3 separate regions of the Homo sapiens genome follow, and regions 1 and 3 are each linked to region 2. Evidence: chromatin loops called from intact Hi-C (ENCODE). Cell type or tissue: OCI-LY7. All regions are shown on one strand. Each heading gives the region's core, and the rest is flanking DNA. Links, peaks and the distances in the headings are about the cores only.

What was found. Peaks named below come from ENCODE experiments on the same cell type or tissue, not always from the same donor. Only the 100,000 strongest peaks of a DNase experiment are listed, where the experiment ranks them.
Region 1: it touches region 2 in a loop (7-fold over the local background); 18 of 110 quality-filtered maps call a loop at or near these places.
Region 3: it touches region 2 in a loop (7-fold over the local background); 19 of 110 quality-filtered maps call a loop at or near these places.

What each region holds. Positions count from the first base shown.
Region 1 is chr2:200,895,293-200,905,419 of GRCh38, reverse strand. It overlaps NIF3L1 (NGG1 interacting factor 3 like 1), which reads right to left. Exons shown (of 7, transcript NM_001369441.2): 4 at 10,030-10,127; 5 at 8,206-8,344; 6 at 5,952-6,035; 7 at 1,495-1,926. The coding sequence ends at 1,742. It also overlaps the pseudogene RNU6-762P. Among named protein-coding and RNA genes, the nearest start is that of NIF3L1, 11 kb to the right of the region's middle. In OCI-LY7, for the core only: CTCF peaks have their summits at 3,562 and 3,765; a DNase peak (open chromatin) is centred at 3,779.
Region 2 is chr2:200,708,740-200,718,866 of GRCh38, reverse strand. LINC01792 (long intergenic non-protein coding RNA 1792) reads left to right here. Exons shown (of 3, transcript NR_037886.1): 2 at 2,450-2,532; 3 at 4,737-6,562. It also overlaps the pseudogene AOX3P-AOX2P and the pseudogene AOX3P. Among named protein-coding and RNA genes, the nearest start is that of LINC01792, 21 kb to the left of the region's middle. RefSeq lists an enhancer at 5,473-5,752. In OCI-LY7, for the core only: a CTCF peak has its summit at 5,747 (motif pointing left); a DNase peak (open chromatin) is centred at 5,636; H3K4me3 peaks cover 940 bases; H3K27ac peaks cover 1,030 bases.
Region 3 is chr2:201,172,115-201,182,241 of GRCh38, reverse strand. CFLAR (CASP8 and FADD like apoptosis regulator) reads right to left here. Exons shown (of 10, transcript NM_003879.7): 10 at 5,555-10,127. Among named protein-coding and RNA genes, the nearest start is that of CASP10, 6.0 kb to the left of the region's middle. In OCI-LY7, for the core only: a CTCF peak has its summit at 4,676 (motif pointing right); a DNase peak (open chromatin) is centred at 4,711.

The DNA.
Region 1 (10,127 bases), core at 1,735-6,734, 190 kb before region 2:
TTGGAGACCAGCCTGACCAACATGGTGAAACCTCGTCTCTACTAAAAATACAAAAATTAGCTGGGAATGGTGACGTGTGCCTGTAATCCCAGCTACTTGGAATGCTGAGGCAGGAGAATCGCTTGAACCCGGGAGGCAGAGGTTGCAGGGAGCTGTAATCATGCCACTGCTCTCTAGCCTGGGCAACAGAGTGAGACTCCGTCTCCAAAAAAAAAAAAAAAATGACATTAAAAAAAAATGACATTTCTTTTGAGCAGTGTTCCTTTGTATTTTAATAATCCTGTATTTAATATAGATTAAGTAAATATTTAAGTTATAATGGATGTCACATAAAATTTCCTTTAAAGATAGGTAAGAAGATAAAATAGATACTTAAAAGGAAATAAGGGAGTCAAAATACTAGAAAAAAAATCAAACACAAAAGGCGGCAGTAATGGAGAAAACATAAGTGAAAGATGCCGGACACAAAGGACCACATGTTTATGATTCCACTTATAGAAAATATCCAAAATAGACAAATCCATAGAAATAGGATCCAGGGGATGGGAGGAGGGAATTATTACTTAATGGGGGCTTCCCTCTGTGGTGATGAAAAATGCTTTGGAACTGTAGTGGTAACAGTACCACAACACTGTAAATGTACTAAAAGCTACGGAATTGTATACTTTAAAATGGTGAATTTTGGAAGGGGGGGGCAGGAAAATAAAATGGCGAATTTTATGTTATGTGAATTTTACCACAATAAAAAATAAACAAAAAGAGAAAAAGTTGCTTTACACAAAAGCATGAAGTAAAAATTACATGTGGTATGGTAAAATAGCACAAATCATAAAAGCAATCTAAGAATGCCTAAAATGGAGGGAATATTGCTTTAGCCAGATTACCTGAGAACGCAGTCCTCAGGTGGAGAAAGGTGTATCTGCCCTGCCCAACCAGCAGCAGGCAGGCAGGGGCCTCGCAGCCCAGCGCAGGTGCTGTTTAGAAAGGGGCATCCACATGGATAAAAGGCCCAGATTAAATGGGGCAGGATGATATTTTGAGATATCTGACTTTGTTCTTTCTGCTCTGGAATTTCATTCCCTGGCCCTGCCCCCTGCCTGCGGCAGCCAAGTTCATTGCCAGGAGAGGGAAGTGACAGAGCAGAAATCGGGAACAAAGGACTGTGGAAGAAAAAAAAATTACAGGTAAGTCATCTAAAAAGCAATAAAGTAACAGTAATATGAATAATGATTGTGTATACATATTTTCAAAACAACATCCTGATAAATCTCATTCTGATTCTGAAATTTAGGTGAGAGACTGGAATGTAGGCAGAACTAGGAACAAGGACAAACAGAACTTCTTATCACTGCAAAAAGGCTACTACCTAGAAGTGTTCAAGCCCAAGTTTTTCAAGCATAATGTTAACTAACCAAGGGCAGAGATACCCAAATGGATCCATCCCATCTACAATTAAACTAAGGACAGAATCACTTGAGCTCCTTCCAAAGAATGTTAAGTAAACAGATTTTATTCAATCTTTCCTAGAGTTTATAATGAACATTTGTTATTTAATATGGTAGTTATATTACAGTTTTACCTTACGAGCGATAGAACATTTGGTGAATAAGATTAACAAACCGGAAATGATGATACCCTCGAAGACACTCTCTGGAAGCACACCAGTCCCACTGACTCATGTTACAAATTTAAGTTGGCATCCAGCTGATTTGTAGAATGTGTTATCCTGATGTTTCTGCAATTATACCACCTGAAGAGGGTCCCTGTCAGTCTCTGATAGGATAATATTTATCTTATTCTCCAAGTGAGAATCCAGCATATCTCGAAGGTCAGAAAGAAAGCCTCGTTCAGTGTTGCTGTGTTCACAGAGGATGACATTTATTCCTTGGGAAGCAGCATCCAAAGTATCATGATGGGACATCTCACCTACCAAAAAGGGAAGAGCAAATTCTTAAATGCTAAATATGGAATCTGTGGAATGAGGAAACACAAAAGCAGAAATACCAAGTTTGTAGTCTATATGAAGTGAATGTAATAGAGCAGAACTGTTTTACATATAAATCTAGAAAGTAGTGTACAGTTTTCTTTTATGTCCTCCAACTTAAAAAGAGAGAAAAGTCTGGGCGCGGTGGCTCACGCCTGTAATCCCAGCACTTTGGGAGGCCTAGGCAGGCAGATCACCTGAGCTAAGGAGTGCTAGACTAGCCTGGCCAACATGGTGAAACTTCCATCTCTACTAAAAACACAAAAATTAGCTGGGCGTGGTGGTGCGTGCCTGTAATCCCAGCTACTCAGGAGGCTGAGACAGGTGAATAGCTTCAGTCCAGGGCCTGGAGGTTGCAGTGAGCCGAGACTGCACCACTGCACTTCAGCCTGGGTGACAGAGTAAGACTATCTTGAAAATATAAAAATAAAATCCATCCCACTGAGAATTCCAACTTCTTTTTCCTTAGCAGACCCCAAGGCAATTATCCAATCCAACATATCTGGCCAGAACCAGATCTGTAAACACCCATTCAAAGTGTTTCCACGGTAAAATGAATGATCACTGCCAAGTAAAATGAGGCCTTCAGAAAATTTGCCTCTTATGTAAGTAATAAATACCTCTGGAGGAAATTATATGTATACTGCCCAGCAGACTTATGCTTTGTAAGCACCAGTATTTCTGTCGTCAACTTAGTCTAATATATAAGGATGAAATGAATTTAAGATTACTTCCAGGTTAAAAACAAAGTATTTTTCTTTGACTTAAGCAAAATCCCTAGAAACTCTGGAGGGAATCTCATCTGTTGTGAAAAGATTTGGGGAAAATTCATATTCTGAATTTTTAATTTATATTGTTAATTTTTTTTTAGATGGAGTTTTGCTCTGTCACCCAGGCTGGAGTACAGTAGCACGATCTCAGCTCACTGCAACCTCTGCCTCCTGGGTTCAAGTGATTCTCCTGCCTCAGCCTCTCGAGTAGCTGGAATGACAGGCACCCACCACCATGCCTGGCTAATTTTTGTATTTTTAGTAGAGATGGGGTTTCACCACGTTGGCCAGGCTGGTCTCGAACTGCTGGGCTCAAGTGATCTGCCCGCCTCAGCCTCCCAAAGTGCTGGGATTACAGGCGTGAGCCACCATGTCCAGCCTAATATTCTGAATTTCTTAAAATGCAGTTTGTGAATTTGATGACTTCTAATTTAAGAGCAAAACTGTACTGTGTACAATTAGGTTTGTTCTTTAAAAAGTACAATTTTGAACTGTATTTAGAGACAGAAGGGCATATAAATTTAAGAAAAAAGGGTTCTTGGAAAAAAATGAGTTCTCTTTTAATTTTCCCATAAGAAAACACCTATAAGTAAAAAAATGAGTTTTCTTAATTCCAGAATTTTTTAGTTCCCCACAATCTCCTCCTAATAAGTGTCATCTCATTATAAGGAACAGTTTTTATTCAAGCACCTTTTAAAACATCTTAATCTATAATAGTAGAAGTAAAAAGCAAGAAAAAGACACTAAGATGGCCCAGTTGGAAGCCTTGTTTTAGGAAAGGTAAGTCTGGCTGCCTGTACTGTGACAAATTCATTGGCTGGAGAAGGCATGAAAGGGGGGAAATCAGTGAAGACCCTGCAATAATAGCTGAAGCCAATGGAAAGAAAAGCTTGGCCCAGGATGGCAGCTTGGGAAAGAATAAGCAAATGGAGAATGAAAAGACAAATGGGAGAACTTAATTTACAAGGAGCAGGCTCCCCATCTGCTGGTCTTACGGGGTATTACCCTTAACAACCTAATACAATGAGAACACGGCCTCAGGCTCACAGGAAGCGTGATGAAGTTCAGCAGAGGTCCTTTAGGTGGGGCTTCACATCTCTGAAGTTATACTCAAAAGTGATGCCTCACAGACCAGAGACAGCTAATGCTAGCCGGATAATATATTTTCTATTTCTCCCCACAGCCAGATAGGAAGGACATTTTAACATTTTGGAACTGCTTGAATTTATCTTATGCACGTATCATTATACTTTATCATTGTTTTAAAAAACTAGTTTTTAAAAAAGTATAAGGAAACAGATACCCCAAATTGAGAGAGAAGCACAAAACAAAGAGCCTATACTCTTTAAAAATGTCAATGCTATGGAGACAAAGCTGAGAAACTATTCCAGACTGAAGGAGACTAACAACAACTAAATGCAATGTGAGATCATTGGCTGGATATGGATCAGAAAAAGAAATGCTATAAGCTTTTATCAATTGGGAAAATGTGAATATGGACTGTATATCAAGTAAGTGTTTTAACAATATTAAATTCCCATGTTTGATAATTGTTCCATGGACTTAGAATGTCTTTGTTCTTAGACTATACACTGAAGTATTGAGAGGTAAAGAAATTGTCATGTCTGCAATTGATTACAAAATGGTCCTAGGGGAAATACATCAATATATATATAGAACATATTTTAACTTGTATATATTATGTATCTATACATGCAAACACAAATGTGTATAGACACATATATAATATGCACATAGGGAATGTACAAATATGGCAGAATATAACCATAGTAACCAAGGTGAAGAGCATATAGGAGTTCAGTATACTATTCTTGCAACTTTTGCATAGGTCTGAAATTCCTAAGTAAAATGCTAAAATGAATTTTAAAATAGCCAGACACAATACTGTAAGATATTCATATTGAAATTTCACTTTAATCTGGTAGAAATTTAAGGGCTTACAAAAATCTTTTATCTTCAGAAAATATAAAATAAGTAATAGTCACATACATGTTTTGTTTTTTTAAATCAATTTATTGGTTTAGAGCAATTCCATCAGGCTTGCTCAGATGCTGCTCCTCGGTACTTCAGGATGTGACAATGCTTTGAGTGCAGCAGCCTTTGTAAGAGAGTGTGCTATATAACAAAGTGTGGGTGTGGGAGGCAAGGGAAGCATGGAAGTAGCCAAAGGAATGGCCAGAGGGCTAAGAGCCTAGAGCCTGGTCCTCAAAGTGGGAAAAGTAATTCTTTAACTCATTCTCTCCTAACCCTAAGAAGGAGGAGGTAAACAAAGTGGCAACCCCTTAAAATGCCTCCAAATCCTTTGGAGGTGTAAGGGGCCATGTTTGGCCATATTCCTGAGTAGTAACTACATAAAGTAATTCTTTCAATAAAAATTAGCCAGGACCTATTAGGTAGTATCCTAAATGAGAAAGTATAAGGCCCAGCAGCCAGACAATTACTATCCAACAGAAGTGCACATTGGAGGTCAAGGACAAAGTGATAGGGACCCACAAGAGGCAGGAGCAGGACAGTGTCAGAGAAGGCTTCTCAGAGGGGGTGTTCACTTATCACTAGGAGTACAAGGAAAAGGCATTCTAGCCAGAGAAAACAGCATAAGCAAAGGGTACAGGAAAGGGGATGCAATGTTCAGGCTCCACCAGACAGATGAAGGAAATCACTGAAGTCTTTTTAATCAAGACCATCAAATTTGCACTTTGAAAAGTTAATTTCAGGAGAGTATATGGAAGATACCATTAGAGGGTTGATGCTGTACTTCAAGTAGGAGATGGTGCCTGGATAGAGATAAGGGGGAAGATTCTAGAAAGATTTGGGAGCTTGAATTGATAGGAATTGATGATTGGCTTTAGGCTGAGTAAAAGGAACCATTTCCTAGCTAAGGTGACAGGGTAGAAAGTATCCCACTGATGTGAAATCTGAGAGGTTTGGGACAGTTTAGGAAGAATGTAGGTAAAATAAATGCTGACCATTAACTTTTGAGATAATGTAATAAACTGTTCAATGATTTCATCCCTCCACAAAGAATGCAGTAAGTCCCCAGTTCTGTTGTAGTTTCTGTTTAGTTCAGGTTCAGAAAACATTAATTAGGTATCATCTATGTGCCAGGTACTGTCCTAAAATTTGCCATTTTTGATTTTGCAAAAAATAAACCAAGAGAGATCCAAAGTCTGTCCTACCTGTGAGGTAAAGGTCAGCCTCAACACCCTGCAGAACGCTGCTCCCAGAACCAGCACACAGGGCCACGACTTTGACTTGAGACTCTTCAAAACAGAGGAAACAAGAGACCAATACTTTACAATTCCCTTTCATTTTACTATTATAATTTGTACCAAGAATCCTAAACATAATACAGATTTCACTCCTGGTCTCATCACCAGTATATGAATTGTTCTTACTGCATTTTAAAAAAAACATGTTTTAATATAAGCAAACAGGTCATTCTTTGATATTGCATAGCTAACCCAAGGCATGGTTATTATTCCTTTGTTGTGTTTTTTTTTTTCAACAACCTTTGTAAATTGCGCAAAATACGGAACAATGCACAAATTTGCGTGTAATCTTTGCATAGGGGCCATGCTAATCTATATCATCCAATTTTTAGTATATGTGCTGCTGAAGGGGGCACCGTTATTCCTTTGGACATGGCTGCACAAACTCACAAACCACTGAATAGTACTAATGGTGCAGCTCTAGGCTGTATTGCAACAGTGCTAGGTAAAATAATCTCACCTGGGTCTTCAGACAACAGTGAGAGGTAAGCAAGTACTATCTCTATTCTCAGGTGAGGAAGCTAAGGAACTAAAAGGACTATAAAAAGAGGAATGCTACAAATGGATTTGGCACTATTTTTAAATATACTATTTATTCTCAAAAAGCATCCTCTGGAAAGTGAAATAACAGCAACTTTCGAGCCAAAATCCAAGTATTTAGCACTTGGGTTTCTAAAATGAACACTTTAGTGGACACTCCAGTTCAGCAGCAGGGTATCTCAAAGAGGGGGCTTTGGAGTTATTTTGGAAGTCAAATCCCACCTCTGCTATCCATTTTCTTTGGACACTAACTCCCTTGGGTTGTTTGATCTAACTGGACTTTTAGATAAGTTACTGATATGGTTTGGCTCTGTGTCCCCATCCAAATCTCACCTTGAATATAATCCCCATAATTCCCACGGGTCAAGGGCGGGACCAGGTGGAGGTAATTGGATCATGGGGGCAGTTCCCCCATGCTGTTCTTGTGATAATGCGTGAGTCTCACGAGATCTGATGGTTTCATAAGCATCTGGCATTTCTCTTGCTTGCACTCATTCTCTCTCCTGCCACCCTGAGAAGAGGTGCCTTCCAACATGATTGTAAGTTTCCTGTGGCCTCCCCAGCCATGCAGAACTGTGAGTCAATTAAACCTCTTTTCTTTATAAATTACCTAGTCTCAGGTATTTCTTCATAGCAGCGTGAGAACGAACTAATAAAGTTACTTATCTCTCTGAACCACAATTGTTCACCTATAAAATGGGAGAAATAGTACCAACCACAAAACTAACAACAGCTAGCACTTTATACTTAATGTGAGCCAATCACTGTGCCATGTCACATGGATTATACTACCACCTTCTGAGTTAGGTTTTATTAATGCAGTTTTTACAGATGAGGCTACTGTGACACAGAGGGCATAAACTTGTCAAAGACATGCAGCAAACAGGACAGACAAATCTGAAGCCAGGTTGTCTAAGCTCAGAATCCACACCTATAACCGCTGTACCCCACTGCTTTTGCCAGCAGGAGCTCACGTACTTAGGACAGACAATCAGTACAGTGCTAGGCTCACTGAAGGTGTTGAACAAATGTCTGTTCACTCTTTTTGTTCTCAAAAGTACCAGGAAAGGCCAGAAGAAAAAACTACAAGACTTAGAAACTACAATGGATCAGATCACTCAGTAGCACCTCACTAGAAAATATTACCAGTCTTATAAGTGCAAAGTTTATGTTGTAATTGTAGCAATCATGATTCCAGCTCTCTTCCTGACACATGGTAAGACTGCACTTTATGCCTCCCTTGCTTGTATTGGGCAACATGACTAATTCTGGAAAATGAGTTGAGCAGAAATTAACATGTTTCCTGGAATTTTAAACTGATGGTTTAAGACCCTGCAAAACTCCCTCCCTCTGCAACAGCAACCAGTCTACAATGGTCAGACTTCCTACAATGACCAACTTGAAATGAACACATAGCATGACAGAGAAATAAATCTCATTGATTAAGTCAATGAGATGTATTCCACATCAGAACCTGGCCCACCCTAATCAATAACGTAAACCAATTATCTCCTATGAGCTGCTAACACATTCTCTATCACATATTAATACAACCAAGAGTTTCGATCTTTGTCCAATGTTAACAGTAGGCATACTGGATAGATGAAGGAGCTATATTTACCTAAGGTTCTCCCCACCCCAAGGGCTAAGCGAATATGAGATAGTTTTAGGTGTCTTTTTATTCGATCAATCATGGTTGCCAGGGAGACAGATTCATCCAGTGTGCATAACCGTCCCATTCCAGTATGTAGAAGCAAAGGCTGAGGAGAAACAGAAGTTAGAAACGGTGTGCATTGTTAGTCCTAAAACAACAAATGCTAAAATCATCAACATGCACACTGTGAGATTACTATAGCAAGCTCCAGGCTAAATGTGGGGATACAAACCTGACAAAATCATTCTTCTAGGAGTTCACAGTTTTCTAGGAAGGCAGATGTTTAAATCAATAATCAGGCCAGGCGCGATGGCTCATGCCTATAATCCTAGCACTTTGGGAGGCTGTGGTGGGTGGATTGTTTGAGCTCGGGAGTTTGAGACCAGCCTGGGCAACATAGTGAGACCTCATCTCCACAAAAAAATCCAAAAATTAGCCAGGCAGTGGCGTGCGCCTGCAGTCCCAGCTACTTGGGAGGCTGAATGGGAGGTGGGCTTGAGCTACCCAGGAGACAGAGGTTGTGGTGAGCTGAGATTGTACCACTGCACTCTAGCCTGGGGACAGAGCCAGACCCTGTCTCAAATAAACAAAATAATAAAACTGTTTAAATACAAGGTAGGTGCTACAGTTGCAGCAGCACAAAGAATGACAAACTAAATGAGCTGTGACTTAGGAGGCTTGGGGAGTACTTGGAGGAAGGACTTAGGTCTTAGAGAAAACCCTAAAAGAGTTAAAAAGGGGGAAATAAAGAGTTTAAAAAGGGGTGATGTCAAGTGCAGTGTGGCAGGACAGAGGTACGATGAGATGGAGAAAGGCATTCTAAACACAGAGGACATGGACAAAGGTGCCAAAAACTTGAGAGAACACACTATGGGGGCAGATCCAAAAGAAGACAGTATGGCTACTGTGCAGAGTACATGCTGTGGAAGGAGAGGAGGCTGGAGGCCCAGGCTGTAGCAGATCATTAAGGGCTTCCAACACCATGCTAAAGAGCCTGGACTGCCTCCTAGGTGCTCGGTGAGACTACTCTCATCGCAGAAAATGAGAGTTTCAACTACTGTGGTGGCAGAGCCAATACAGAGGAGAAACACTGTATAGATATGAGGCCAGACTCAGCAGGGCCTGGAGTCAAGGAGGAATGTGAAAACTTGGAAACTAAAGTAGATAATGATACTGAAATATGAAATATGGAAAAAAAAAAAAGCGGGGGTGGCAAACGGATAAAGTATTTGGATATACTGAATTTGAAATACTTGTGGGCTCTGTAAGTGCAAAACATCCAGAAAGTAGATGAAAATATGGGTTCTTGTCATTTTTTCCCTTAAGAAAGCATTCTAAGCCAAAAAGTAAAGATAGAAATCATCATACAAATGGCTATCAAGTTAAAGAAGTGAATGACATGGTCCAGGCAGAGCGTGTAAAATAAGGAGACAGCAAACCTGTAACCAAATCTGTAACCCTGAAGACGTACCAATATTTTCCTGTTCCTGGAATGTCTCCCTTTCTCAATTACTTCCTAGAGAATATTATGCTCTCATTGCCATTTTGTACTTTAGATAACAGTGAATGGCCTGTTGATCTAATAATTTACAAATGAATTTGCTGAAGAAAAATGCAAAGTAATGATATTCATCAAATTGTACACATCAAATATGTACAATTCTTAGTATATCAATTATACCTCAATAAGGTATACCTCAATATACCTAAGTATATCAATTATACCTCAATTATACTGTTAGAAAATGTGTGCACAGTATTTTAAGATCAAATACAAAATATTCTTATTACCTTCTCCAGTGACAGAATTTCCGTCTTCTGATAAAGTTGTTTGTTCCGGGAAAGAAAATCTACCACCTGCATCAAAGCCTTCTGAGTACAATTCAGAT
Region 2 (10,127 bases), core at 3,234-8,233:
GGTCTCCAAGAACTTGCTTTATGAATCTGGGTGCTGGGTGCTCCTGTGTTAGGTGCACATATATTTAGGATAGTTAGGTCTTCTTGTTGAATTGAACCATTTACCATTATGTTATTCCCTTCTTTATCGTTTTTAATCTTTATTTGTCTGAAATCTGTTTTGTCTGAACTTAGTATTGCAATCCCTGCTTTTTTCTGTTTTCCATTTGCTTGGTAGATTTTCCTCCATCCCTTTATTTTGAGCCTGAGTATCGTTATGTGTGAGATGGGGTTCTTGAAGACAGCATACCATTGGGTTTTGCTTTTTTATTCAGCTCTTGTGCATATAGTCTTTCTTCTTCATTGCAATTGTTACCAGGAATATCCTGAACTGTTATGGCATCAACTACACCAGGCAATGCCAGGGCCTCAGAGGCGTCAGTGGAATGGGGGAGAGAAGAAACCCTACAGAGATGCCAAGTGTTGCACAGGATAATGTGGCCCTCTTCTAAGTGAATACGCAAACCCTAAGAACCCTGAATATTTCACATGAACGCCACCAGGAGTGCATGAAACCGTGCTAACACTGTGGAAAGTAGAGGACTTTGGTTTTACTGGATGCAGGTCAAAAAGGGGATTCTTTGTAGGGCATTTTGTTAGTCTCCCCTTCCAGGAGAGGTGTACCCTTGGGTTGTTTAATAAACCAAAGCTCAAATGTGACACTCTTAGGAGCTCAGGCTCCTCTGAAGATGAACGCTCAGAAAAAAGGTAGAGAGAATCATAGCTCTTTGGGATGTCACAAGCTAAGGAAGTTGTTCTTACCCCTTTACATTCTGAGATAATAGTGCTCAGCTCCTCAGATACCAGCTCCCTCTCTTGACAGGGGTTTATTTGTCTTTTATCCACTCCCAAGCCTGCAGTTGCCCTTCTGCTTTTTATTTTCTTTTATCAAGATATATGTTGAGATTGTTTTTTTGTGAAATATTTCAATGTATTGAGTTGGGTTAATTGCTAATAGATAATCCTTTGAGTGTCTGCTTTATTATTATTTTGAGATAGGATCTCACTCTGTTGCCCATGTTGGAGTGCGGTGGCATGATCTTGGCTCACTGCAGCCTTGACCACACAGGCTTAAGCGATCCTTCCACCTCAGCCTCCCACAGACGCAAGCCACTACACACGTCTAATTTTTTTTTTTTTTTGTATTTTTGTAGAGATAGGGTTTCACTATGTTTCCCAGGCTGGTCTAAAACCCCCTGGGCTCAAGAGATCTGCCCTCCTTGGCCTCCCAAAGTGCTTGGATTATAAGCGTGAGCCACTGCGTCTGGCTGGTAGGTATTACCAACCCTCAATTCTGTCCATATTTACTTATATGATTTTAGCATGTGGCCTGGTGCTGGTGACCACAGTCAGGAAGAACTCTTCTGCTAGGGCAGGCATGTCATCACAAAATACAGCCTCCCTCACAGCATGTTTAATATCCACCTGAGGCATGATGGGGCATCCCACTGGGGTCTTGGGAAGGGGGCTTCTGGGAATCTACACACTATTTTTAGAAAACAAAGTCAAACACAAAGCAAATCAATCAAGCAGGAGTGTTTATGAGTCGGAAGCATCCGCTAAGAAATGGGCGTGCCTTTCCCTGCTCTACGTGGTGCAGGCCTTTCCAAACTAGTCTGTGTTCAGCCTAAACTGGACTTTTCTTCCTCGTGGTTGATCTACCTGAAGCTAAAGAGGGTAGGTGTGATGAAGATGAGACAGGGCAGGGACTGGGGCATGAGTGAAGATGGATTTTGTGGCAGCTAGCATATGGGGAACTCTGCTTTTCTGAGAAAACCTGAATGTTTTATGAAACAGATCTTACTGAGAGGACACTTGAGGTAAAAGTTTCCCCTATTGGCAAGTGGAAGTCCATGTGCTCTGATTAACACCATCATAAAACTTAGGGGGCTGTGTAGCCAGCCTGTGTGAGATCCCCCTTCAGGCAGGAAGACTGCTGGCCAAGTGTCAGATGGGAAACTGGGAGATGTGAATTATAGCCCTAGTTCTGCCATAAGTAACTTGGGGCAGGAGGTTTTGTTTGCTTGTTTTAAGCACTTTGGGCATCAGTTTCTGAACCTACAAAATGAAGGTACAAGATTAAATTCATGCTTTTCAACACTTTTAACTTGTAAACTAAGATAAGAGAGTTTTCTACTGATCTGGGACTCTATGACTTTGGAGGTCTGGTGAGGATAATCTTTCTCTCCCTCCACTCAGGCAAATGGCGTTAACACATGAGTGAAGCTCTTTAAGGGATGTCAGTTCTTATATTCTGTGATGTCATGTAACCACAGTTACAGTGCCTACTCCTGTCCCTTGAAGATATCTCCCAGTGATCCTGGGGATGAACACCAGGCAGCTTTCCAAATAATAGGGTTTTGTTTTTTTTTTTTCTGCCATCTTGTAAACCTTCTTGGACCAACAACCAGCCCAGCTACAGCAGATCAGCAAGAGAATCAGGCTGTCTGGTTTGGAAAATAAATTTTGACACTGCTCTGTCCTCCCTGTCCTGGTAAGTCCTGGATGTTCAGCAGCAAGTTAGCCTGGGGTCCTGAGGGTCATGTGAATATGGCTATATGTCATGCATGCGACTGTAAGTCCTCCTTCCAGCCACCGTGGTCACCTGCAAAGTCCCTTCCCTCACATTTCCCTGAGGCTTCTTGCTTCCCTTTTGTTATATTTTTGCCCTTCAGGTCTATCTTTAGTTTTACCTTTTATGACATTTTATCAGCATAAAAACAGAGTTATCAATGGAAAATAAACATCTGAAAAAGGTCTAACTTCACTAATTAAAGTAATATAATTCAAATAATGAGAGATAATTTTTCTCTAATTTAGAGAAATTTGTCAAAGATTAGAGGATATGATAACCAGTGTTGCTAAGGCTGTGATGAAAGGGCTGCATTCATACCCAGTTGCTGAGAGTATGGATTGAAACCATCTTCCTAAAGGCCAGTTTTAAGAACCTAAAAAATAGACAGAAATTCCACTTTTAGGAATGTGTTCTAAGGAAATCATCGGAAATATCTGCAGATTTATGTTTTAGAGTATTTACAGAATATTATTTGTCCCCCCAAATGGGGATTGGTTAAATAAGTTATAGCACATCCATTTGAATAAAAAACAAACACATATCCATTAAAAATCCTGTTTTGAAAAATCTTTAGTGTCATAGGAAAATGTTTGTGATATACTATTATCTGAAAAAAAGAATGTAGGATTATATATATAAAATGTGATCTTGAAAAAAATGTGTTTTACACCAGTTAGAATGGCGATCATTAAAAAGTCAGGAAACAACAGGTGCTGGAGTGGATGTGGAGAAACAGGAACACTTTTACACTGTTGGTGGGACTGTAAACTAGTTCAACCATTGTGGAAGTCAGTGTGGCGATTCCTCAGGGATCTAGAACTAGAAATACCATTTGACCCAGCCATCCCATTACTGGGTATATACCCAAAGGATTATAAATCATGCTGCTATAAAGACACATGCACATGTATGTTTATTGCGGCACTATTTACAATAGCAAAGACTTGGAACCAACCCAAATGTCCAACAATGACAGACTGGATTAAGAAAATGTGGCACATATACACCATGGAATACTATGCAGCCATAAAAAAGGATGAGTTCATGTCCTTTGCAGGGAAGTGGATGAAACTGGAAACCATCATTCTCAGCAAACTATCGCAAGGACAAAAAACCAAACACCGCATGTTCTCACTCATAGGTGGGAATTGAACAATGAGAACACTTGGACACAGGAAGGGGAACATCACACACCAGGGACTTTTGTGGGGTGGGAGGAGGGGGGAGGGATAGCATTAGGAGCTATACCTAATGCTAAATGACGAGTTAATGGGTGCAGCACACCAACATGGCAGATGTATACATATGTAACAAACCTGCACATTGTGCACATGTACCCTAAAACTTAAAGTATAATAATAATAAAATAAAAAATGTGTTTTATGTATTCACATATTTATATACACCCTAATAATCCTTAAAATTACAAGGAAGTCTATTAAAATTATAATAGCATGTTAAGAAATATTATCCAAAACTTGGAAAAATAGACAAGATTCACTGAATGGCCTTTCAATGCATTTTGGAACACAGTCTAGCAAGTCCATTCCATGGTTATCTCATTCTCTAAGGGAATGTTCCTTTGTTGAACTTGTTTACTATTGATTGGGGGCTAGACTCTGTGAAGCTACATAAGAACATGTAGATTTTCTTTTCTAGTAAAGAATCAAATTATTTCTGTCCTGTAGGAAGGCAACCTCAAAGGTTACAGTTTTATTACCTGTAAGATATTAACCGGTTTTTTACCTAAACTAGCAACCTTCGTCATTGTGCTGGCATGCCTATATGCTCAGTCTCTCAAATTCACTTTCATCCAGTTTTATCATTTTGCTGGTTCCCTCATTGTCGAGTTAAATAAATCTTTGACATTTGCTTACTTAAGATTTGTATGAGAATCAAGTTTTTAATACAGTATTTAAAAAATACTTTGGCAATGGCCATATATAGCTGGTAGGTTTACAGGAGATTTTGATTTTCTTTTTATATTCTTCTGTATTTGTCGAATGTCCATTAAAGGACATGTTTTACTTTTATAAAAAGAAAGCACAAAAATGTCTGTATGTATATACACATGCATTCTATATTAATTTCTCAGGCTGTACTTTCCCTAACTCTATACCCAGTAACAGGCCAACCTCCCGAAGATGCATAAAGACACCTTTGCCGTTGACCAGGCAGACCCTGCATCCACAGGACATAGAGAGAAAGGTGCTCCCTGAACACTGATCTGGATAAGCATTGCTGGGTCAGTGCAGAGGCGTCCATTTCCCCAGTCTGCCGAGCTGGCCTAAAGCTGAGGACCTCTTAGTGGGAGCTGAGGACATGTGCCTGAAGAGGCAAGCCCTTGACTGATGGAAATTGGAGTCTGAGTTCCATGTGGGGGACTGGGAAGCACAGCAAGGTCTGAAATGGGAGACCCAGGGAAGGGCAGAGAGGACCAAAGGAGGAAGGGGGTCTACAGTGTGGGAAACAGCCTGGACGCAACAGCCGGGGGAGGAGGCCTGCTCTGGCCCCAGTGGCCCCTTGTAAGCAGGAAAGGCAGCTGGCTAGACCTCTTCTGTGTTATTCACTCTGATTTTATCCTTTATCTTCCCCTCCCAACCTCACCTCCTTTCTAACCCCAAAGCCATGCAGCTAATATGACTAAGATTGCTGGGCGTTTGCTTGGAAATGCAAATGAGAATTTCTGGTAGTTTCCTAGTTTCCTTGATCTCCTTTGTCAAGTTTATTGAGGGGAAAGGACTCTCGGTTAAAAAAAAAAAAAAAAGAAAATCCAGATTTTGAACACCAGCTCTCTTTAATGCCAACTTCCTGAGGAGCTGCCCAGCTCTGTAACAACCTGGAACAGAGGCGCCATCACAGACTTGGCTCTGACGGGCGGCACAGCAAGAAGCCTTGCTCGCGTGTGGGACGTGCCCGTTCTGGCCTGGAGAGAGGGCCCAGAGACACCACCTCGCCACCGCCACCTGATTACTCATTGTCACCAATGAGATGACAAGAACTGATGACGCATTTCCCTTTTGCTGCACTCTGACACCTCAGAGACCACAGCAGAGAAAAAGCTGCTTTTGTAAAACTGGAACATGAACTACGCGGACGCCCCAGAGGAGGTCTCTGCTGCCCTCTGTTGCTGGCTTCTTAGTAACCCTAACCATTTTTAAGAATACAGTATTTGGTTTCAGTAACTTTATTACATGAAAAGTATGCTCGGAGGAAAAAATGTGTCAAATTTAATCAGTCGTGGGTACTATCAACATTTTAAATTGTTGCCAATCTAATAGAGGAAAATGGTATCTCATTGCTGTTTTAATTTTCATTTTAAAAATTCTAAGTGAGGCTCAAAATAGTTTATTTTTCCAGTTTCCTGCCAGTGGGTATACTTTTCTTTTTTTGTTTTTTTAATCTTTTTTTATTGATTTAGAAAAGTTTTTGCTGTAAATGCGTTTCTTTTTATACTAATGCTTTTCTCTGTTATATAGTCAAATTTATCAGTCTTTTCTTTATAACTTCCGGCTTTCATGTTCCTTAGGCTATGGATTTTTTTAAATGCATGCATATATTTAGTATAGTTTTTAGTATTTAAAACTTTAATCAATCTGGAATTTATTTTTATTGTAAAGTGGGAAATAGAAGTACAGCTTTATGTTTCTTTGTTTTTAAAATGGCTTGCAAGTTGTACCAATATTCTTCCTTAAATGCTCCATTTTATGGCTTACTTGAAGTGCATTTTTGCTTCTAATGAGACCTGACTTTCTGGCCTATTTCAGGACTTTACATTGTTCTGTTGGTCTGTTTTTCTCCTCCTGTATCAGTACCTATAATGTGTAACTACTAGACATGTATTAATGTAATAGAATACATTTCAATATTATATAGGGCTAGTTTCCCCTCTTGACTATTCTTATTATACATTTTTTATCTTTCTAGATAAACTTTAAAATCAAGTTTTTAAAAGACACTGTTGATGTTTTGATTGGGAATGTGTTATATTTAATTTATAAGAGAAAATTGATACTGTTATATTTTGTGTCCTTGTAGCTAAGGCTTATGTCTTTCCCTTTTAAAATTTGTCTTTTTTTAAAGTTCACCAATAGATTTTAAAAGTTCTTTTCATGTTGGCCCTGCACATATTTTTGTTGATTTTATCCCTAGAGTTATTTTTTGGTTGTTACTATAAACGGGAACTGTTATTCCATTGTATTTTCTGATTATTGCTTGAATACAGCATTTCCACAGCTGATCCTTTCCTAAAAGCTGACACTATGACAGCAGTTGGAAATTAAAAAGGAAAGCCATGGCAAAAGACAGTCACAGCTCCACTTGGCTGTTCTGTTCTTTCAGAAAACGTAGTGACCTCGTATGAGTACATCCCCTGAGGTAGGGTCAAAAGAAAGTCTGTTAGGACACCTAAGAGTTTCTTGGAGATGTCAGGATATCCACCGGGGTTCTGAAGTAAAGATGCTGTCATTATTTTAATATAAATGATCAATTATGAAGATATAGTTGATTGGTATAAAACCATTTTTAAAATCTATATTGCTGCATAGTCTTCAGACTTTTATTTTCATTGCCGTGGGGAAGTTTGTATGAATTAGAGGAGCTCCATGGTTTTCATCCTATAAGGGACTTCAGAAAAATAGCATGAAAGCAAAACTGTGGTAGGGTCAACACACGGTGCTCCTTTATTTGGTTTGAGGTGTAAGTTAATAAATCACCTTCTGATAAGCTGCTGACAGAATTTATTTGCACCAACTGTAGTAGGGCCACCTCCTCCATATAGACACTGAAGTCCACAGTGGTGTTTGTGCCGTCTTTGAAAAGGACTGTCATTCCAGCATTCATAACCGCCAGGGCATTTTGCTGATGTGAGGCCTGTCGGAAAGCTGAAGCAGACTCTCACTGGAATACAACAAGAACGACTTTCTTTTTTCTTCTTCGAGACGGAGTCTCGTTCTGTTGCCCACGCTGGAGGCTGGAGTGCAGTGGCGTGATCTTGGCTCACTGCAACCTCCACCTCCCTGGTTCAAGCAAATTCTCCTGCCTCAGACTCCCCAGTCGCTGGGACTACAGGCATGTGCCACCACGCTCAGCTAATTTTTTGTATTTTTAGTAGAGATGAGGTTTCATCATGTTGGCCAGGCTGGTCTCGAACTCCTTACCTAAGGTGATCCGCCTGCCTCGGCCTCCCAAAATGCTGGGATTACAGGTGTGAGCCACCGCGCCCAGCTGACTTTTTGTTTTAATAAATTTCAAACCTACAGAAAAGTCTCAAGGATGGTACAATAAGTAATAATACCTATATACCCTTCACCTGGATTCACTGATCACCAGCAGTTAACATTATGCCACATACACTCACTCTTGCTGTAGCTAACCCCGGCTACCCCCATCAGATGGTTTTAGCTGAATCACGTAAGAGTTAATTATTGACATCATAACACTTCATCCTTAAATATTGCCTCATGTAACTCCTAAAATACAAGGGCTTTCTCCTACGTAACCTTACCATCATTGTCAGGATAATGAGACTTATTAATGAGTATTGAAACAATAGTGTTGTTTAACATACAGTTCATATTTGAATTTTTCCAATTACACAAATACTGCATTTACGATCTCCCCCATGGGAGCGGTGAAGATGTCATCTTCTTAGCTCTCTTGACTCCTTTACTCTAGGAAAGCTCTCCAGCCTTTTTTGTTGTTCATGACACTGACATTTTGGAGAGTCAGACTAGTTGTTTTGCAGCTTGCTGCTCAATTTGGGTTTATCTGATTCTTTTTTCATAAATTGATTTAGGTTAAACCTAGGGGGTGGCAAGAATGCTCAATGGGTGATAGGGGACAGGACCTGCTGCTTCGTTTTCTTCAACTTCCCACCCGCCCCCACTCCTGGCTGCAGACACCCTCCTGGAAACTCATGAACGTGTCATAGGCACCATTCTCACAATATCATCTGCCTTCTCATTTGGCAAATGTTTCTGAAGTCCTAGCATTCCTAAAATTAACCAGCACAGACTCTGCATATTGGGTTCTGTTGGTCAAGAGCAAGTTATCAGTAGTAAATCTTTGTTAATTTTATTCTTCTAATTTATTCCACCATGCCTCTAAATTATAGCTGGGGCAGGGGGACACCTAGCAATAGTTCTGGTTAATAGTGGCAATCGTCACTATTTATCTGTCCTTGGTGCTCATGTGCTACTCGGTAGAGTGTCAATCAATATCGAATTAGTGAATGATAGTGGGGGAAGGTGTCAACAAAATGAGTGTGCTGCTCTTCTCTTCTGGCAATAGCCATCGCTTTTCATTTATTGGTTGAACTGACCTGGAGCTGAAGAAGAGATTCAATAGTAACATCCACATTTGTTCAAGTTTTCGGTTGGCAAGCAGATATTGCCATTAAACAAAGAGCAAGTCAAAGCCACATTTTGCCCATCAATGAATACACGAACTGCTCATATTGGACCAGAATCTTAGTATGATCACAACTCATTTGGTTCCCTGTACATTTCTCTGAAGTTCTTATTAGTTTGAAGAAAACATTAATCTTGGGCAGTAAAGCCAAAATAAAATATTTTATAGACCGGGCACAGTGGCTCATGCCTGTAATCCCAGCACTTTGGGAGGCCGAGGCGGGCGGATCACGAGGTCAGGAGATCAAGACCATCCTGGCTAAAGTGGTGAAACCCCCTCTCTACTAAAAATACAAAAAATCAGCCAGGCATGGTGGCACATGCCTGTAGTCCCAGCTGCTCGAGAGGCTGAGGCAGGAGAATCGCTTGAACACGGGAGGCAGAGGTTGCAGTGAACCCAGATCGCGTCACTGCACTCCAGCTTGGGCGATAGAGCGAGACTCCATCTCAAAAAAAAAAAAAAAAAGATTTTATAAATAATTCTTTATTCCACTTAACTTCTCTGAGGCTGATGGTGGGTTTTGGTCATGGTTCTGCCACCCATTCACTGTGCAACTTTGTTGAAATAATTAAACATATTTGGGCCCCAATCTCCTCATCTGTACAATAAGGTTATTTATTTCTTTCAAGTATATGACTTGTCATTCCAGGGATCCTAGGTTTTTAGAGCTTTTGAAGAAGAAGGATAAGAGAACGATGCAATGTCCTGAAATTCTCTAATGACACAGATTGACATCTAATCTGTTATTGTTTGCACCTAGGCATATATACAATATTTGCTACAAATTCTACTTTTTATTATGCTGTATTCAATCCAAGATAAAAATAAAGCAACAAAAGCAAACAGATGAAAGTGAACATTTTAAACTTTATAATCTCATATCTTTCTAGAGAGAGGAATAAAAAACAAACTAGGACTTGTTCTGGTTTAAGGCTTGCATTGGTTGCTCCTGCAAGAAAATGACCATTTAGAGGAATTTGCTGTATTTCTTCCACTAGGAAGGAAAAAAAATTTCATTTAAAGATATTATATACTATTGAAACTACTATTATTAAATTTAGGATTTCTTATTCTGAAAATACATGCTAAAATTAAAATTAAAT
Region 3 (10,127 bases), core at 2,550-7,549, 460 kb before region 2:
TATTGCAACTACCATGTGCCAGGGCATTTACAAATATTTACTCATTTCACCATCCCAACAACACTGTAAGATAAATACTATTACTATGACTGCTGCTTTAACATGTGAAAACTAAGGCACAGAAAGGTTAATTAATTTGCCCAAGGTCACACAGTGAGCGGCTGGAAGAGCCAAGATTTAAACCAGCAAGTTTGGATCAAAGTCACTACACTATAATTAAGCTAACTCAAATGTGCAGCACTCTGGAAAGAGGTACAGAGTCTTAGAAAGATGTTTTATCTATGGGGAAAAAAAGCAAGATTTATGATGCTTTGATTAGCAAATGTATTAAAATGTCCTTTCCATGTCCTAGGCATCATTCAGAGAACTTCTGTGCTTAAGAAAGACAAGTCCTGGGGCCAGGTGCAGTGGCTCCCGCCTGTAATCCCAGCACTTTGGGAGGCTGAGGCAGGCGGATCACGAGACCAGCTTGGCCAAGATGGTGAAACGCTGTCTCTACTACAAATACAAAAAATTAGCTGGGCGTGGTGGCACACACCTGTAATCCTAGCTGCTCGGGAGGTTGAGGCAGGATAATCGCTTGAAGGCAGGAGGTGGAGGTTGCGGTGAGCGGATATCACGCCATCACACTCCAGCCTGGGCTACAGAGCAAGACTCCTTCTCAAAAAAAAAAAGAAAAGAAAAAGACAAGTCCTGGCCAGGCACAGTGGCTCACACCTGTAATCCCAGCACTTTGGGAGGCTGAGGTGGGCAGATTGCTTGAGGTCAGGAGTTCAAGACCAGCCTGGCCATCATGGTGAAACCACATCTCAACTAAAAACATAAAATTCGCCAGGCTTGGTGGCACATGCCTGTAATCCCAGCTACTAGGAGGCTGAGGCTGGAGAATCGCTTGAACCCGGGAGGCAGAGGTTGCAGTGAGCCAAAATCGTGCCATTGCACTCCAGCCTGGGCGACAGAGAAAGACTCTCTCAAAAAAAAAAAAAAAAAAAACCTTCTTGGGAAAGGGGGGCCGGAGCACAGCAGGCTGGGTTACTCACTACCCCAGTTCCAGGGAAGGTGGGGCCCTGACCCTAGAATGCTGCAGCAGAGTGAGGAGGGGGCCCCAACTGACCATAAAGAGTGTAGGGACCACCTTCTTTGCCTGTTCTGTTGGGACCAGGCTAGTCATTATTTGTCCCAGCCTGGGGCTCCCCCTGTGGTTTCCAATTTGCAGTTACTTTAACTTAAAATATAAATATTATTTTCTGGAAAATAACTTAAAAAGGAAGAAAGACAAGCCGTAAGTCTTGGTCTTCTATTTAGTTGTTTTATTATAAATATTAAATTTATTGGGCCATTTAGGGAGGCAACTTATTGAAACTATCACTTTCTCTCACTCTGTTCATAAAGTATATTAACTCTTTCAACTTTGATTCAATAATATTAAATATTTAGCAGGCAATTCAAAGCCCTGAATTGGGCACAATTGGAAAGCAAAGTGACCTGCTTTCCATAGTAACTATGGCGACCGGTACTACCATTTCTAAACTTCTCTGATGAACTCATAACAACTCCCAGCCTTAGCTGGCATTATTATCCACATTCAATAGATGAGGAAACCCAGATTCAGAGAGGCAAGGAATCTTGCCACCATCCCAAAGCTATGAGCAAGAATTCAGGGCTCAAACGTGGGTCTCTCTGACTCCGAACCCCTTGCTCTTGATCCCCGGGCTACCATTGCCCGAATCTCAGTATGACATCGTGTAGCATCTGTAACTGCGGGCAGGGGGTGGTGATGCCACAGTGAGGCTTCACTTTGGTGCCACAGGGGCTTTAAGAAGGGACAATCAGTCAGACATTCCTTGGAGGAGGAAGTATTTGATCTAGGTCTGGAAGGTAAAGGTAGAATAAAGACCCAGGAAGTAAAACTGTAACTTTTATCCTACTGCTCCAGGGAAACATTTGAATCAGGTTACAGAGGGGAGATGGCGTGCAGTGCAGATATTTGTACTCAGCATTTTCTACTTCCTCCTACACACAGTTACTGAGGGCATGTTGATGGTGGTAGAATAAACACGTCTTACAATCTCTTTCCTGATTGGTTGCAGTCTACTGAGTGCACGTGAAGGGCCAATCAAAACCTTCATGGCCTTTTGTAGAGGTGGATGTCAACTACTGCTTTAGTTCCACATTAGTAGGGGGTAGTGGTAGCAGTGGTTGGCTTTCCTTGACATACAATCTGTGGTCCAAGTTCCCCACCCTCTGTCTGGGTAGACTAAAGGGTAATGACTCCTGGCTGGGCACGGTGGCTCACACCTGTCATCTCAGCACTTTGTGAGGCCGAGGTGGGTGAATCACCTGAGGTCGGGAGTTTGAGACCAGCCTGACCAACATGGAGAAACCCCATCTCTACTAAAAATACAAAATTAGCCGGGCATGGTGGCACATGCCTGTAATCCCAGATACTCAGGAGGCTGAGGCAGGAGAATCACTTGAACCCGAGAGGCAGAGGTTGCAGTGAGCCGAGATCATGCCATTGCACTGCAGCCTGCATAACAAGAGCGAAACTCCATCCAAAAAAAAAGAGTAATGACTCCTAAAGGATTGGCATAAGCCATGGGGGAGGAGGAAGGGATATACTGGCTAGAGAAGAGCTCAGAGCACTGAAACCTCCACCCCAACCTATGAGGGTCCTCAGAAGGTCTTGAAGTAGCAAGTCTTCTAGATTTGACACCCCCAACCTCCAAGACCTCCTTACCCCCACTTTGCTCCATACCTTTGTTACGGGATCTTTGGGGTATCAATTTTCTGGCTGGAAACCTCTCTGACTGCAGCACCTTTGCCCGAGTTCTGGCCTGCGTCCAGGAAGAATGAGGTACACAGACAAGTGAAGGGTGAACAAGATGAAGAAGAGCTTTATTTAGTGCTAGAACAGCTCAGAGGAGGCCCACAGTGGGTAGCTCCTCTCTGTAGGCAGGTCATCTGTCCAGTGCTCAGTTCTCAGTGGAGAGGAGGCCCTGGAAAGGGTGGCTTCTCTCTGCTGGCAGGTTGTCTCTGCAGCTCTCAGTGGAGAAGGTAGCTCTTCTCTGCAGCCAGCCATCCCATTGTCTCCAGCTATCAGCAGAGAGTACTCCTCTCTGCAGCTGGTCATCCCACCACCTCTCTGCCCTCTTTGTCCTCTGGCCATCCTCTGCCCTGCTCTGGCTGAGCCCAGGGCTTTTATGGACCTCAGAGAGGAGGAAGTGGCTGCCAATTTGTCCACGGGCACCCAGAAGAGGCACCATGAGTCCCTACTACAATCCACAGGACTGGCAGCCCCACCCCCAGCCTTCAGCCCTCCCTGGCCTGAAGGAGGACCTTACTGGGGACCTGCCCCCTTCTGCCTCCCATTGCCATTCAAGGCCCCAGGACTTGGCCCCAACCCCACTTCAAGATTGGAGAAGGTGCCAGGAGTGAAGAGAGGCCAGGCAGCGGGAGCAGACACCCCCAAGCCTGCGGGATGGGGTGGGAGGGGGTCCTTCCTGGGGCCCCCAGGGTGCAGGCTGCAGAGATGCCCAGGTCCTGCACCTAGGAGGGTGGCTGCAGCCACACCCTGGTGTTGGGAACAGTCCCCCAAATCTGGCCATAAACTGACCCGAAAACTGGCCATAAACAAAATCTCTGCAGCACTGTGACATGTTCTTGATGGCCATGATGGCCACGCTGAAGGCTGTTGTTTTACCGGAATGAGGGCAAGGAACACCTGGCCCACCCAGGGCGGAAAACTGCAAAAAGGCATTCCTAAACCACAAACAATAGCATGAGTGATATGTGCCTTAAGGATATGTTCCTGCTGCAGATAACTAGCCAGAACCCATCCCTTTGTTTCGGCCCATCCCTTTGTTTCCCATAAGGGATACTTTTAATTAATCTATAATCTATAGAAACAATGCTTATCACTGGCTTGATGTCAATAAATATGTGGGTAACTCTCTGTTCGGAGCTGTCAGCTCTAAAGGCTGTCAGCCCCCTGATTTCCCACTCCACACTCTATATTTCTGTATGTGTGTCTAATTCCTCTAGCACCACTGGGTTAGGGTGTCCGTGACCAAGCTGGTCTCTGCACCCAGGAAGGCAGATCCTGCCTGCTCCCAGCCCTCCTCCAAGAGCACAGGGGGGCTCAGATCCACAGCCGCAGTCTGGGTGGCTGGGTTTGGGCAGCTGCAGCAGCACCCGAGGAGCTCCCGCTCCAACTCAGAAGGTGGGGGGCACCCACCAGCTCCGTGGAGTGTGCACCCAGAGCCATGCCTCCCTGCTGCAGCCAGCATGATGGCAGCAGCCACTGCCATCGCCTTTATCCACACATTCCAGACCTTCCCAGACCTGTCATATGTGGTATATGGCATGAAACTAAGGTCTGAAGGAGTAGACTTTTTCTGTTAAAGACCCCATCAGAGATTTCCAGATAGTCAACAGGAAAGAGACGATAGCTAGACAAGTAAAATGCAACCAGGCCCGGGCAGTGTGGTGCTGTCTCCTATAGTACCAGCTATTGAGGAGGCTGAGGTAGGAAGATCACTTGAGCCTAGGAGTTGGAGACCAGCCTGGGCAACATAGAAAGATCCCATCTCCAAAGAAAAAAAGTGACCCATTTTGTGTTTGCTATGCCACATAATAGAAGAACAGAGCAGCTAGGAAATTCTGGGGTGGCAAAACCTCAAAGTTCCGCAAGATGGCAGTAGTTCCTAAAAGTTAAATTAGCAATAGTTTGTCTAGGGAACTAGGTGGACGTGGTTAAATTGAGTAATGTAGGCTGGGTGTGGTGGCTCATGCCTGTAATCCCAGCACTTTGGGAGGCTGATGCAGGCGGATCACCTGAGGTTAGGAGTTTGAGACCAGCCTGGCCAAATGATGAAACCCTGTCTCTACTGAAAATACAAAAAAATTAGCCGGGCATGGTGGTGGGCGCCTGTAATCCAGGAGGCTGAGGTAGGAGAATCTCTTGAACCTGGGAGGCGGAGGTTGCAGTGGGCCGAGATCATGCCATTGCACTCCAGCCTGGGCAACAAGAGTGAAACTCTGTCTCAAAAAAAAAAAAAAAAAGAAAAAGAAAAATTGAGTAATGTGTACAATATATATTTATATATATTTATAAATATATTTAAATTTAAAATATATTATATAAATATATTATAAAAATAATTTTATATAACAGATTGTATAGTATATAAATTTAAAATACATATTTTATATATCAATAAATTTAAAATGTTGTATATAAGAAACCACTATATATGTTTATATGGATTTTCTTGAGACAGGGTCTTGCTCTGTCACACAGGCTGGAGTGCAGTGGCAAGATCATAGTTCACTGCAGCCTCAACCTCCAGGGCTCAAGTGATCCTCCCACCTCAACCTCCAGAGTAGCCGGAACTAAAGGCATGTCCCACCATGCCCAGCAAATTTTTAAAAATGTTTTTGTAGAAACTGGCTCTCACTTCATTGCCCAGCCTGATCTCGAGCTCCTGGGCTCAAGCAATCCTCCCACGTCAACCTCCCAAAGTGCTGGGATTACAGGCATGAGCCACGGCACTTGGTCTGAGTAAAACAGTTTTAATGCTGCTCAAAAAAGGTAAGATAAACGCAGAAAGGCCTTTCACTTCAAGGTTAGTTTGTTGTTTCTAGGGCAAAAAACAGTGAGAAACTGCTAGTATTTGACATAATTTTTCAGAAGGAAGCATATGACTTAGCCACATCTATAAAAATTCACAATGAGGCAAGTGACAAGAAATGTCACCATATCAAAGTATACAAAGAAGGGGTTTGTTACAATGGGTACATTCAGGTCTGAGCAAGGCAGGAGAGGGCTCCCCCGACACACACCAAGAGTGTTGGGCAACCATCAGGTGATGGTCAGGCGGTTGTTAAATGTTTCTGTAAAGTAATAATTGGTCACAGGTGGTGCCAGGGACAGGCAGCTCCCCCGCCCGCCCCCCCCCCCCGCAATAGAAAACACCTGAGACTGATCATCAGCTTCTCAAAAAGATCTCAGGAGTGGGGAAAAGTAACACAAGATCCCGGAAGTATGCCAGCATATAAAACCCCAAGTCAAGAGGGCAAGCCCTGCACCTGGTTTCTCAGGTCACCTGCTTGGCCCTCTTCCAAGTTATACTTTCCTTCTTTTCTTTCCTTTCCTTACTGTTCTAAAGCTTAATAAACTTTCTTGGCTCACTGCAACCTCCGCCTCCCAGGTTCAACTGATTCGCCTGCCTCAGCCTCCCGAGTAGCTGGGATTAGAGGCATGGACCACCATGCCCAGCTGATTTTTCTATTTTTAGTAGAGACGAGGTTTCATCATCATGATGGCCAGGCTGGTCTCGAACTACTGACCTCAAGTAATCCACCTGCCTCAGCCTCCCAAAATGCTGGGATTACAGGCATGAGCCACTGTGCCCAGCCTAAAGCGTAATAAACTTTCACTGTTGCTCTGAAACTTGCCTCGGTCCCTCCTTCTGCCTTATGCCCCTCAGTCAAATTCTTTCTTCTGAGGAGGAAAGAATTGAGGTTGCTGCAGATTTACCACCAGTAACTTGGATACCGTCCACCAGTAACAACTTCCGTTAAGATGGCAATACACCTCAAATTTATTTTTATTTTGAGACAGGGTCTCACTCTGTTCCCCAGGCTGGAGTACAGTGGCACAATCTCAGCTCACTGAAACCTCCACCTCCCGGGCTCAAGTGATCCTCCCACCTCAGCCTTCCGAGTAGCTGGTACTACAGGCGCATGCTACCATACCCAGCTAATTTTTGTATTTTTAGTAGAGACAGGGTTTTGCCGTGTTGCCCAAGGTGGCCTCAAATTCCTTGGCTCAAGCGATCCACCATCCTCAGCCTCCCAAAGTCCTGGGATTACAGGCATGAGCCACTGCGCCCAGCCAAACTTATCTTTGTATGTTTGTTATAGGCAAAAGTACCCCAAGGTTAAGGCTCAGCCCAAGAGGTCAAGTGGGTTCAGGAAAGAATTCAAGAGCATGCTGACAGAATAAAGTGAAAGCAAGTTCATTAAGAAAGTAAAGGAATAAAAGAATGGCTACCCCATAGGAAGAGTAGCCCTGATGGGCTGCTGACTGGCTATATTTATGGTTGCTTCTTGACTATACGCTAAACAAGAGGTGGCTTATTCATGAGTTTTCCAGGAAAGAAGTGGGGAGGTCTGGACCTTTTAGACCATACAGGGTAACTTCTGAAAGTTGCTATGGCAGTTGTAAACTATCATGGTGCTGTAGAAGTTTCTTTTAGCGTGCTAATGTATTATAATTACCATAGAATGGGCAGCAAAGGTAACCAGAGGTCTCTTCTGTCACCATCATGGTTTTGGCTGGTTTGGGTTGGCCTTTCTACCACATCCTGTCTTATCAGCAGGGTCTTACAGGGTCTTGTGGTCTTGGGAAACCAGTCCTGCCAAACTCCTCTCATTCAGTGTAATCACTATCAAAATTCCAGAGGCCCTTTTTACATAAATTTGCAAGTGAATCCTAACAGTTATATGAAAATTTAGGGAAAGGTAAACCCAATACAGCCCTAACAATTTTGAAAAAGAACAGGCCAGTTGCAGTGGCTCACCCCTCAGCACTTTGGGAGGTGGAGGTGGGAGGATTGTTTGAGGCCAGGAGTTTGAGACCAGCCTGGGCAACATAGCAAGGCCTCATCTCTACAAAAGAAAAAAGAAGAACAACAACAACAACAAAGTTAGAGGACTACATTTCTGGATTCCAAAACTTACTACGAAGTTACAATAATCAAGACAGTGTGGTACTACCATAAGATAGAGCAACAGAATTGAGTCCAGAAATAAACCCTTATAGTTAGTTGATTTGTGATAAGTATAAAATAATTCTATAGGGAAAAAATAGTATTTTCAATAAGTAATGCTAAGACAAGTGAACATTTATGTGCAAAAGAATGAGGCTGGATGCTTATCTCGCACTGCATACACAAAAATAACTCAAAATGGGTCAAAGAGCTAAAATCATAAAACTTTAGAAGAAAACATAGGGGTAACACCTCATAGGCAATTGATTTAGACAATGGTTTTTTAGGTATGACACCAAAAGCATAAGCAATAACATAAAAAACAGAAATCAAGTGAACTTCATCAAAATTTAAAACTTGTACTGTATAGTATCCAGAAAGTGAGAAGACAATCCATGGAATGGGAGAATATATTCACAAAGATTGTACCTGATAAGAAACTAGTATCCAGAATATTAAAAAGAATGCTTACAACTCAACAATAAAAAGACAACCCACCGGGTGTGGTGGCTCACGCCTGTAATCCTAGCATTTTGGGAGGCCGAGGCAGGCAGATCACCTGAGTTCAGGAGTTCAAGACCAGCCTGGCCAACATGGCGAAACCCTGTCTCTACTAAAAATACAAAAATTAGCCAGGCGTGATGGTGGGTGCCTGTAATCCCAGTTACTAGGGAGGCCGAGGCAGGAGAGTCGCTTGAACTCAGGAGGTGGAGGTTGCAGTGAGCCGAGATTGCACCACTGCACTCCAACCTGGGCGACAGAGTGAGATTCCATCTCAGAAAAATAAAATAAAATAACGCAGTTTTAAAATGAGAAAGGACTTGAGGCCAGGCACAGTAGCTAATGTCTGTAATGCCAGCACTTTGGGAAGCCAAGGCAGTCAGATCACCTGAGGCCAGGAGTTCGAGACCAGCCTGGCCAACATGGTGAAACCCTGTCTTTACTAAAAATACAAAAATTGGCTGGGCGCGGTGGCTCACGCCTGTAATCCCAGCACTTTGGGAGGCCAAGGCAGGCGGATCACGAGGTCAGGAGATAGAGACCATCCTGGCTAACACGGTGAAACCCTGTCTCTACTAAAAATACAAAAAATTAGCCGGGCGTGGTGGAGGGCGGCTGTAGTCCCAGATACTTGGGAGGCTGAGGCAGGAGAATGGCATGAACCCAGGAGGCGGAGCTTGCAGTGAGCTGAGATTGCACCACTGCACTCCAGCCTGGGCCACAGAGCGAGACTCCGTCTCAAAAAACAATACAAAAATTAGTTGGGCATGGTGGCGAGCTCCTGTAAACCCAGCTACTCCCAACTACTAGGGAGGCTGAGGCAGGAGAATGGCTTGAACCCAGAAGGCAGAGGTTACAGTGAATCAAGATAACGCCACTGCACTCCACCCTGGGCGACAGAGTGAGACTCCGTCTCAAAAACAAAAAAATAAAAAAAACCTCATACACTGCTGGTGGGAATATAAAATGATGCTACTACTTTGAAAAGCAGTTTGGCAGTTCCTCAAAAGGCTAAACATAGAGTTACTATATGATGAGCACTCTCACTTCTAAGGTATATGCCCAGAAGAACTGAAAACATATATCCATATAAAAATTCATATACGAATATTCATAGCAGCATCATCCATAATAGCAAAAAAGTGGAAACAGTCTAAATTTCGATCAACTGATGAATAAACTAAATGCGGTATATCCACACAATAGGGTATTATTCAGCCATAAAATGTAATGAAGCACTGGTACACTCTATAGCATAGATGAACCTTGAAACATGCTAAGTGAAGGAAGTCAGACACGAAAGGCCACATGTTTATTTTTATAAAATATCTAGAACAGGCAAATCATAGAGACAGAAAATGGATTATTGTTTCTAGAGGCTGGGGGAAGAGGAGGATTAGAGTGGCAGCTCACTGGTATGGAGTTTCTAGGTAGATGGAAATGTTCTGGAATTAGATAGTGGTGATGATTGCACAACTCTGTAAATATACTAAAATCCACTGCATCATTTACTTTAAAGGGGCAAATTTTATGGCTTGTGAATTACATTTCAATAAAAAGAAGATGAGGAAACCTAGGATATGTCACAATCCCATGCCACAAACTACTTACACTTCCAATATAAAAACTATATCAACAATAGTTTACATCACGTTCATTGCTTGCTAAAGTAAGGTCATGAATGTATCAAAATATTTTATAAAAGTTAAAATTTAGGAGATCCATCATTTCTCTTTTCAATCCATCACTGATTCATTCAATATATATTTATGTGTATGCCAGGCTCTTCATCAGGTAAAGTGTTTAGGAGAGATATAAAGATAAAACTGATGAGAATTCTGCACTTGAGCT